Linked DNA regions of Homo sapiens: regions 2 and 3 are each linked to region 1. A link is a contact called in ENCODE Hi-C or POLR2A ChIA-PET data. All regions are on one chromosome and are shown on one strand. The core of a region is the stretch at or near the end of the contact, and the rest is flanking DNA. Distances in the headings are between cores, read along the strand shown. Region 1 holds the start of ZBTB3 (zinc finger and BTB domain containing 3). Region 2 holds the start of MARK2 (microtubule affinity regulating kinase 2). Region 3 holds the start of CPSF7 (cleavage and polyadenylation specific factor 7).

Region 1 (2,862 bases), core at 158-2,657:
CACCTGGACCAGCTCAGCTTCAGCTGGGGCTGGAGCCTGGGATGGAACTGGAGCTGAGACAGGGGCTGGGGCTGACGTTGGGGCTGAGGCTGGGGGATAGAAGCCTTGCAGTGGTCCTCCAGGATCCTTTGGTTCCACCACCCTCAGACTCTCAGGACCCACATCAAGAGATGGCAGTGGCTCCAATGAAACTGCTGAGATGCCAGAAGAGAAGTAGTTTGTAGGAATGGTCTCAGTGGAGCTACTAGGGCTGGCAAGAGAGACATCAGCCACTGGTGGATGAGGTGCCCGCAGATGTGGTGCGTCAACCTCCATGCCAGGCTGTGTAGTGTCAGCCCCACTAGACATTGGTGGCTCATCTGGAGGACGGACAGTAGGTGAGGGAGCAGCAGAGCCTTTCCATTCCCCTTTGCCCCAGTGGCCTGATGTCTCAGCAGATGCCAACGAAGGTTGGGTGCCACGGGAAGTACTAGACAAAAACTCCAAACTAGGAAGCTGTGAGTTGGTTTCCTCCTCCTTCTTGGTACTGTCTGCCTCTGCCAGGGCCCGGGCTTGAAGCCGCCGCTTACACACCTTGACGATGTCATTCATGTGCAAGTAGCTGGCAGCTGCCAGCACATCCTCCACAGGGGTATCCCCTCTCAGGGTCAGCTGGCCAGCATACATAAAGTCCAGAAGCAGCCCAAAGGCTGGGGCTGTGACAATTTCATTGTGAATACACACCAGATCCCTCTTGTCCAATTCCCGCTCCTTGTAGAAAAGCTGGAAGAATGGGCTGCAGGAGGCCAGCACAGCCCGATGGGCCAAGAACTGGGTACTACCCACCATCACGGTGCAGTCACAAAGGAAACCCTGGGACCGCTGCTCCCGGAGGCTCTGCAGCAGCTGCTGACTGTGTTCTGGGAACTCCATAGTACCCCACGAAGGAAAGGGGGCCCAAAAAAGGTCCCCACCAGTGGCTCCCTGAGAAAAAAGGGCAGTGAGTTAAGACAGGTAACCTCCCCAGCAACCTTATCAGCCCTTAACTATCACTTGCCACTCCAAAACAATCGCTTAAGTTACTGCCCTTCTTTCTCCTAGGTCACACCCAAAGCTCTCCCATTAGCTCCGCCCACCTCGGCCTAACCTTAGAACAGGCCCCACCCCCGTCCGATAAGCCCTGCCCCCGGAAGTCCCGCCCCTTAGCCACCCTCCGCTTCCTTGATGCCCACCCGGTAGCGTCCAACGGCTCCACGAAGTAGAGATCTTTTTCGCTCCCAGGCCTTGCCAGGCGATGCCTCTACGCCCCACTTCGAGAACTCCCTAAGCATCTCCCTCACGCATTCCAGGGGCTAAGGACTACCAGGGTGGGAACTAGCGGAGAAAGCTGATACCTCACCCACCACCGAGCAGCCACAGGGCGAGCTCCGCCCCTTCCCACCTTCTCAGCTTTAATTGGCTTAAGATTGCCCTCCCCTGTCACGGATTGGTCCGCTCTCCACTAACCATCCTCCCTCTAACTGCCGTCTACAATTGGGTGCTCGCCGCCATCGCTTTTGCAGTCAGGCGTTGGATTGGGTGACGCTCCTGTCCTCAACTTTTCCTCTTCGTCCCGCCTTCCTTGCCTCCGAGCCCTCAGGATTGGCTGAGCTTCTCCTTCTACCTAATCCAGCAGGCAGGAGGTACCCGGCTCCGAGTCGCTGAACGCGGCGCTCTCCTGGCGAGGCTGGAGGTCGGGAACCCTGCAGTGTCGGACCCGAGCTGACAGCAAGCCACTCCCGCTACAGGCTGACAGGGAAAAAGAGAACCAACTAGGCCAGGCGCAGTGCTTCACGCCTGTAATCCCAGGACTCTGGGAGGCCGAGGAGGGCGGATCACTTGGGGTCAGGAGTTCGATACCAGCCTGGCCAACATGCTGAAACCCCGTCTCTACTAAAAATACAAAAATTAGCAGGTCTTGGGGGCGCGCGCCTGTAATCCCAGCTACTGGGGAGGCTGAAGCAGGAGAATCACTTGAACCCGGGAGGCGGAGGTTGCAGTGAGTCAAGATCGTGCCACTGCACTCCAGCCTGGGCGACAGAGTAAGACCCTATCCCCCCACCCCCCCAAAAAAAGAGAACCAACTGGTGACTGTGGGCAATAGCCCCACGTCCCTGAACTGCGTTTGTCTCTTGAAGGTCCCTTCCTCTCAAAAATTCTAAGATTTGCCGGGTTCGGTGGCTCACGCCTTTAATCCCAGCAGTTTGGGAGGCTGAGACGGGCAGATCACTTGAGGTCCGGAGTTCAAGAGCAGCCTGGCCAACATAGTGAAACCCCATCTCTACTAAAAATACAAAAATCAGCTGGGCATGGTGGCGCGTGCCTGAAATCCCAGCTTCTAGGGAGGCTGAGGCAGGAGAATCTCTTGAACCCAGGAGGCAGAGGTTGCAGTGAGCCAAGATAGCGCCACTGCACTCCAGCCTGGGAGACAGAGCAAAACTCCATCTAAAACAAACAAACAAAAAAACATTTTAAGATGCCCTACTGCTCCACTCCTCCAAGCTAAGTTTCCGGGGCTCCCGGCTCAGTGATGGCATGAAAGAACTAGCAGCTACAGGGATGATGTCGTGGTGTCCCTAGCCTGGACTCTACAGTCAATTTACAGTGAGAGGATAGAGTGTTCTTTGTTTCCAGAGCGTGCTGAGCAGGTGCTGGTAGGAAGGGTAAGAATGGGGTCAGGATCATAAAATGTCCCAGGACAGGAGAGAAGAAGCAAAAACCGTGTCTACTGAAGAAATCTTTGAGAGTCTCTACACACCCAGAGGAAAAGGCTATAAGTTGGGAGTCACTGATAACTGCCCCGTCTGACCCAGGTAGTGTTACTAGAGGAGTAAACTCGGTGCC
Region 2 (3,108 bases), core at 609-3,108, 1.1 Mb after region 1:
ATGGAGTCTATTTAGACGAGAGTGTGGACCAGGGAGAGACTGCTGGAACACCAACCACCAACTGCTTCCTCTCTCTTTTCCCTGCTTTCCAGACCCTGGCATTAGAGGTGATACCAGGCACAGGAATCAGCAACGTGTCTCCCTTTGGCCACCAGAGGGCAGATGATTCTCAAGGATCGAATTTGGGTTGGGGAGTGAGGTGTTCTCTGTCCTCCTCTTCTCTCTTTCCCTCACCTTCATGGGTGTGCCTTCACCTTCTTCCTCAACGGTTGGGTGCCTGAATAGAGCTGGTATGGGGCATGGGGAGCAGTGCTGAAGTCCCAGGATTTACTAAGAGTGTAGTGATACCTGTTGCCTTAGGAAGTACTTTCATACCCTGGTAATTACATCTGCTCAGATGCCTATTTCTCTGATTGATGGGATGAAGGCTGGCTCAAGATGCTGTAGCTGGGAGTTGGAGGTCAAGTAGCAGGGGTCCAATCAGCAGTTTTCCCAATAACTCCTGGAGCCTCTCTGCTCCTGTACCTTTGGGAACCTGTTGCCTGAGTCTGGTTTCTGACTCCTGCGGGGCCTCTGCCTCCTGCCCACCTTAAGCCACTGATGGGAGGGTGTGGTTCCAACGTGTTCCAGGTACTATGGGTGAGGACAGCTTGGCGCTGGGGAAATCAGCCCAGGATACTCCCTGTCCTTGGTAACGCAGTGTAAGGGGAAGTGAGGAATGGACTGCAGTTGCCATACAGACTTCCTGTTAGTCAAGGGCTCTCCAAAGCTGAGAAGGACCTCCGAGTTCATGAATCCAATGGCTTCACTTTACTGATGGGGAAAATGAGGCCCAGAGGAGGAAAGAAAAGAAACTTTAAATGCCTTATCTTGCAGAGGCATTTTAAAAGGTAACTGGAATTCAGAAATGTCATTTTGAATGTCAACGCAGGAGCAAAGGCAAAGGAAAGAGGAGCCTAAACTCAGTGATGTTATGTGATTTTTCCAAGATCACGCAGCATTGGCACTTGGCAGAGCTGGGGCTGAAATGCAGGGCCCTGGACGCTCCCGCATCCGGTGCAGAGGACGCTGCCCTGGGCCTGCCTGGGGCCTTGCCGAGCCCTGCGGACTAGATGCGGGAATGCACGGATGAATCCACAGAAGCCAAGATAGACGGTGGCAGACAGGCAATAGACTGATGCTGCATTTGACAGGTATATTGATAGGCTAGATGATAAAAAGAAGATGAATTTTATGAGCTGACCGACAGATGGACAGAAATGCAGACAGGAAGCTGCTATAGAACCAGAGGATGCCAATCACAGGGACGGCTAACAATCTTGTTTTGTATTTAGTCAAATCACAAGCACAGACAGGTGACCCACGCTTCCTGTTCAAGGTTTGAAAATGCCCGAAAACTGACGGAAAGACACGAAGCGAATCAGACTCCGAGAGCCACCCGGGGAAACGACCGGGTGCTCGGAGGGCCTCGGGTGTTGCCGGAAATGGCCGACGACCGCCCTCGGCAGGGCTGTGGGAGGGGGCGTGGCCGGCTCAGCACGCGGAGCAGCTTCGGGTATTTCCGGAAACTGCCGAAAGCCCCCTTGAAGTGGGCGGGGAAAGGCCGGTGGGCGTGGCTGGATGGCCGTGGACGGGGGCGGGGGGTAGGCACCCGGGGTCGCTTCGTGGATTTCCGTAAACAGAGCCGAAGCTTCGTCTTCGGAATCGAGGAGGAGAGCGCGTCCCCGGGGTTTACCTTCTTCGGCTGTTTCCGGAATTCACCCGTAGTCTGTGGCCGGGAGGAGAAGGCGCGCCCCACCTCCCGTTTCTAGCCGCTTCGGATGTTTCCGGCTGCTGCCGGCGAAAAGAGCCGAGGGCCGGCGGTGGTGGCGGCCATGTTGGGAGCAGCAGGTCCGGCGGCGGCTGCCTGTGTGCCGGGCGCGGAGCAGTGCCGCTGAGGGCAGGGGAGGAGCGAGGCAGGCGGCCGGCTGCGGCGGCAGAGAGTAGGCGGAGCGGCGCGGCCCGGCCGAAAGGCGGCACAGCCCAGCCGGGGGTCGGGGGGGTGCGGTCCGGAGCCGCTCGGAGCCGGCGCGGCCTAGCCCGAGCGGCGCATCCCCGGGCTGGCGTGAGCGGCTGCCCGGCCTCCCCGCACCCCCGGCCGGGGCCCATGCGGCGGGTGCTCCTGCTGTGAGAAGCCCCGCCCGGCCGGGCTCCGCGCCTTCCCTTCCCTCCCTTCCTCCAAGCTTCTCGGTTCCCTCCCCCGAGATACCGGCGCCATGTCCAGCGCTCGGACCCCCCTACCCACGCTGAACGAGAGGGACACGGAGCAGGTAAGGAGCCCCGAGGGCTCCCCGAATTCTCTGGCTGGGCCCTTTGCACCTTGCGGAGCCTCCTCCCTCTTCTGCTCTCCTCGTGCCCCTGCTGCCATCCTGCAAGCCTCGGCTGCCCTGTCATCCGGCTCCTGGCTCCGGCTCCGCACATCCCGCTTCCGAGTCCTGACCTGGGACCCACCTCGTCCTGACTCCAAGCTGCACACTTGTCTTTCTGCCAACCCCCGTCTCCCCTCACCGCCCTCCTGCGCTCTTCCGTGTCACCTCCCCAGCTTCCCTTTCTCTTCCCTTTTTCTCTCAGGGGCCTTTCTGGTCTTCCTCCACCCACGCTTAAAGCAGCCACCCTCCCGCTCCTCGAATAGCAGCACCCCGCGATTTGCCACAGATCGTTGTCCACCTCTCCCTTCGTCTCTCCTGCCTCGCTTCCCCTCCGCCCGCACCGGTTCTGCCAGTCTCTGGGTTATCACCCTCAGGGTCCTTGCCCTGGACTGCGCTCTCGATCCCTGGCCCCTTGCAGTTCCCCCAGCTTTTTCTACCCTGCTTCTTCGTTTTCCAAATTGTGCTCTCCCTCTTGCTTGCAACCCACCAGCTCCACCCTCATCACCTTTCCAAATCCTTCGCCTACTCTTTGCTCATCACTTTCCCTTCTTTGCTCCAGGAGCTCCCTGGATCCTGGCGCTGGCATTTGTCGCTTCCGTGTTTCCCCACAGCTGTCATGCGCATAGTTTTCCCACAGGTTGCGTTTGGGGTTCCAATCATCACTCCCTTCAGAGTCTTTGGATCCCTCTTGTTCTCTTCC
Region 3 (2,860 bases), core at 191-2,690, 1.3 Mb before region 1:
ACTGAGGGTATGTGCATGGGTCTATTATCAGTTTTCTAACTGGTTTGTCTAACGTCTTTACTCTTTTATTCCCTCTAGAAAGACTAAAGGTAACCAATACAATTTATTATACCAAAATGCCTGTGGACTTCTCATGACTGGAGTCAACCTACTTATAAAAGGAAGTAAAACTTAATTGGAATGGAGTTGAAACTAAATGTTAAAGTCATCTTTTCTACTTTGCTTTTGCACTGTCACGATGGAGGGGACTACACTTCTCCAGCTGCAGGTTGAGAATGTAAAGGAACCGGTATCAACACTGTCCTCATGAATACCGTAGCAAATGTACTTTTGATTTTTAAGTGTGGTTAGTCTGACACCCACCTTTGGCTTCCTGGGGAGTAAATTCCACAGGTTGATTCACCATTCTATTACACCTGCTTTTTATTTGCTCTTAAATCAAAGCCTTTAAAATTAAGCCTGGAGCTTCAAATTAACATAAAGAGGAATGGAGTGTAGTCTTTAAAGTTTCTGCAGGAGAAAAATTTTAGACCGGATAGACGCGTGTTCAAGCCTAGGACTGGTACAGCTTGAAACCACTGCCAGTTTGCTGAAAATGATTCCTCAGATGATCAAGGAAAATCCCAAAGCTCCTGATGACACCTCACCTGGTTGAACTCCTCGTCAGCATATATATCAATCAAGTCCACTCCTTCTGACATGGCTCCGGAAGGAAGATCGCGAGTCCGGAGGATGGACAAAGTAAGGAAGATGCCACTGCGGGATTCGGAAAAATGCAAGAATTAGAAGGCACGAGGGTCCTGGGCTGGGAAGAGGGTAATGATTGCTAACCTCCCATCTCCAGAGACGCAGCATCCTGGCGGCCCCAGCTCGGCCCCACCCGCTCCGCCCCGCCCCCGGCCTCGCGCCGCCCACCGCTCTCCCAGGCCGCCGGGGGTCGCTGCCCATCACCCTCGGGCCCGACCCGGGTAGCGCCGCGTCTGCGCCGCAGCTGCCTATGGCGCGACGGAAAAGTCCCACCCTCGGGTCCTAGTGGCCCTAGGACGGCGTTGCGAAGAATGACCGCGGCGAAGCCCGCAGCCCCTATCCGCTGCACCTGCCTAGCCCCCAAGGCGGCTCCGGCCAGAGCCCCCAGGTGTCAAGCAGCTCCAGCCGCCTCTGCCCCCAACCCAGGCCTACTCTTCGCCCCCAGCTAGGCCCGCCCCGCTCCCTCCCGACAAACCCGGCCCGGCGCGCTCTGCCTCCTCCCTCAAAAGGCCCGCGACTCCCTCCGCCCGCAGACTCCGGCCGTCCCATCTCAACCGACCCCCTTCCCGCCTCAGTGCCGGCCCGGACCCCTCTTCCGGCCCAACCTGCCCCCGACCGCGCGCCCCCGTTACCGGGAATATGGCGGCGGCGGCGGCGAGTCCGGACTAGGCCCGAAGCGCGCGAACCGCTCTCCGCCCCAGGTCCCGCCCCCCCCGCCGCCGGCGTCACACGCACCGCCACTTCCGGCATGCGCAGGGACGCACCTTCCGGCTCAGCTCCTCCGTGGCTGCCGTGGTCGGCTGGCCGGGCGGCTAGGAGTTCCCGGAAGTGCCCGCGCAGCCGGTTTCCGGTGCAGGTGGGGAAAATGGCGGTGTCTACAGTGTTCTCGACTTCGTCGCTGGTGAGGAGAGAGAACGTTCTAGCGTCCGGGGCGGGCGGCAGCGGGGATTACCCTTTGTCTTCCTCTGTGGTCTCTATCTTGGGGAGAGTTCGTCTGCCCGATAGCGCAGGGCAAGGGCAGGCCCAGGGAGAGGCCGATCCTGCAACTCAGGAAATAAAGGTCGCTTCCATTCTTTGGTGAGCCTACTGTGTGCCGGTCTGGAAATATCTGCTTAAACGATCAGTCATCGTCCAAGACCCAATTCGCCTCTCACCTACGTCCCAGGCGGGATTAGCCCAACTTCCCTGGGCTCCCCTTCTCCCCGTTCTTTAGTCTTTAATGCTTTTCGTGGTTTCACATAGTATCTTCAGCTTTTTGTTTGTTTATAATTGACATATAATTGTACGTGTTTATGGGGGTACAGTATAATGTTTTAATACATGTGTACATCGAATAATCAAATCAGCGTAGTTAGCATGTCCATCACCTCAAATCTTTATCATTTATTTACGGTAATAACTTTTCAAGATCTTTTTCTAGCATCTTGACATATACAGTACAGTGTTATTAGCTGTAGTCACTCTAATATGTAATAGAACACTGGAACTTATTATTCTTTTTTCCTAGCCTGCTGTTATAAAGTAACTAACTTTGCCTCTATCTTCCCCTCCTACCCCCATCCCTATCTTTATTCTTTTTTTTTTTTCCTGCAGACCCAGGGACTCGATCTTTATTCTTTTTTGATGTAGGCGTTTACACTATAAACTTCCTTCTTAGTACAGCTTTTGTCGCATCTCATAATTTTGTATATGTTGGGTTTTAGTTTGTCTCAGGATATTTCCTTTTTGTTTGTTTTTTGTTGTTTTCCTTTTTTTTTTTTGAGACGGAGTTTTGCTCTTGTCGCCCAGGCTGGAGTGCAATGGCACGAACTTGGCTCACTGCAACCTCCACCTACCGGGTTCAAGCGATTCTTCCGCCTCAGCCTCCCAGGTAGCTGGGATTACAGGCATCGCCATCATGCCTGGCTAATTTTTGTATTTTTGTAGAGATGGGGTTTCACCTTGTTGGCCAGGCAGGTCTCGAACTCCAGACTTAAGGTGATCCGTCCTTCTCGGCCTCCCAAAGTGCTGAGATTACAGGCGTGAGCCACCGCGCCCGGCCTGTTGTTTCCCTTCTTTTTTCTTTTTTTCGTAGAGACAGGTTCTCACTATGTTGCCCAGGCTGGTCTCAAAC

The links. Hi-C counts contacts between places; a loop is a spot of excess contacts on that map. ChIA-PET counts read pairs that join two places held with the same protein, here RNA polymerase II (POLR2A). Pooled maps may share reads with other maps.
Region 2: a map of endothelial cell of umbilical vein shows a loop between it and region 1 (10-fold over the local background). The contact joins the promoter of MARK2 here to the promoter of ZBTB3 in region 1. A Hi-C loop is called at or near these places in 1 of 168 maps with a recorded cell type or tissue (endothelial cell of umbilical vein) and 6 of 50 pooled maps. POLR2A ChIA-PET finds 5 or more read pairs at or near these places in 2 of 52 experiments (activated T-cell and naive thymus-derived CD8-positive, alpha-beta T cell).
Region 3: a loop to region 1 is called in a pooled map, with 6 times the contacts of the local background. The contact joins the promoter of CPSF7 here to the promoter of ZBTB3 in region 1. A Hi-C loop is called at or near these places in 1 of 50 pooled maps. POLR2A ChIA-PET finds 5 or more read pairs at or near these places in 2 of 52 experiments (WTC11 and activated B cell).

Annotation. Positions count from the first base shown.
Region 1 is chr11:62,752,753-62,755,614 of GRCh38, forward strand. It overlaps ZBTB3 (zinc finger and BTB domain containing 3), which reads right to left and starts at 1,408. Exons shown (of 2, transcript NM_001370809.1): 1 at 1,212-1,408; 2 at 1-963. The coding sequence starts at 912. RefSeq lists enhancers at 61-938, 1,819-2,696.
Region 2 is chr11:63,837,252-63,840,359 of GRCh38, forward strand. It overlaps MARK2 (microtubule affinity regulating kinase 2), which reads left to right and starts at 1,859. Exons shown (of 19, transcript NM_001039469.3): 1 at 1,859-2,309. The coding sequence starts at 2,256. RefSeq lists enhancers at 545-1,533, 1,794-1,943 and a silencer at 1,954-2,193.
Region 3 is chr11:61,428,535-61,431,394 of GRCh38, forward strand. It overlaps CPSF7 (cleavage and polyadenylation specific factor 7), which reads right to left and starts at 1,441. Exons shown (of 10, transcript NM_001142565.3): 1 at 1,380-1,441; 2 at 648-756. The coding sequence starts at 701. It overlaps SDHAF2 (succinate dehydrogenase complex assembly factor 2), which reads left to right and starts at 1,590. Exons shown (of 4, transcript NM_017841.4): 1 at 1,590-1,648. The coding sequence starts at 1,613. RefSeq lists enhancers at 656-1,304, 1,661-1,720 and silencers at 811-1,240, 1,351-1,520, 1,379-1,714.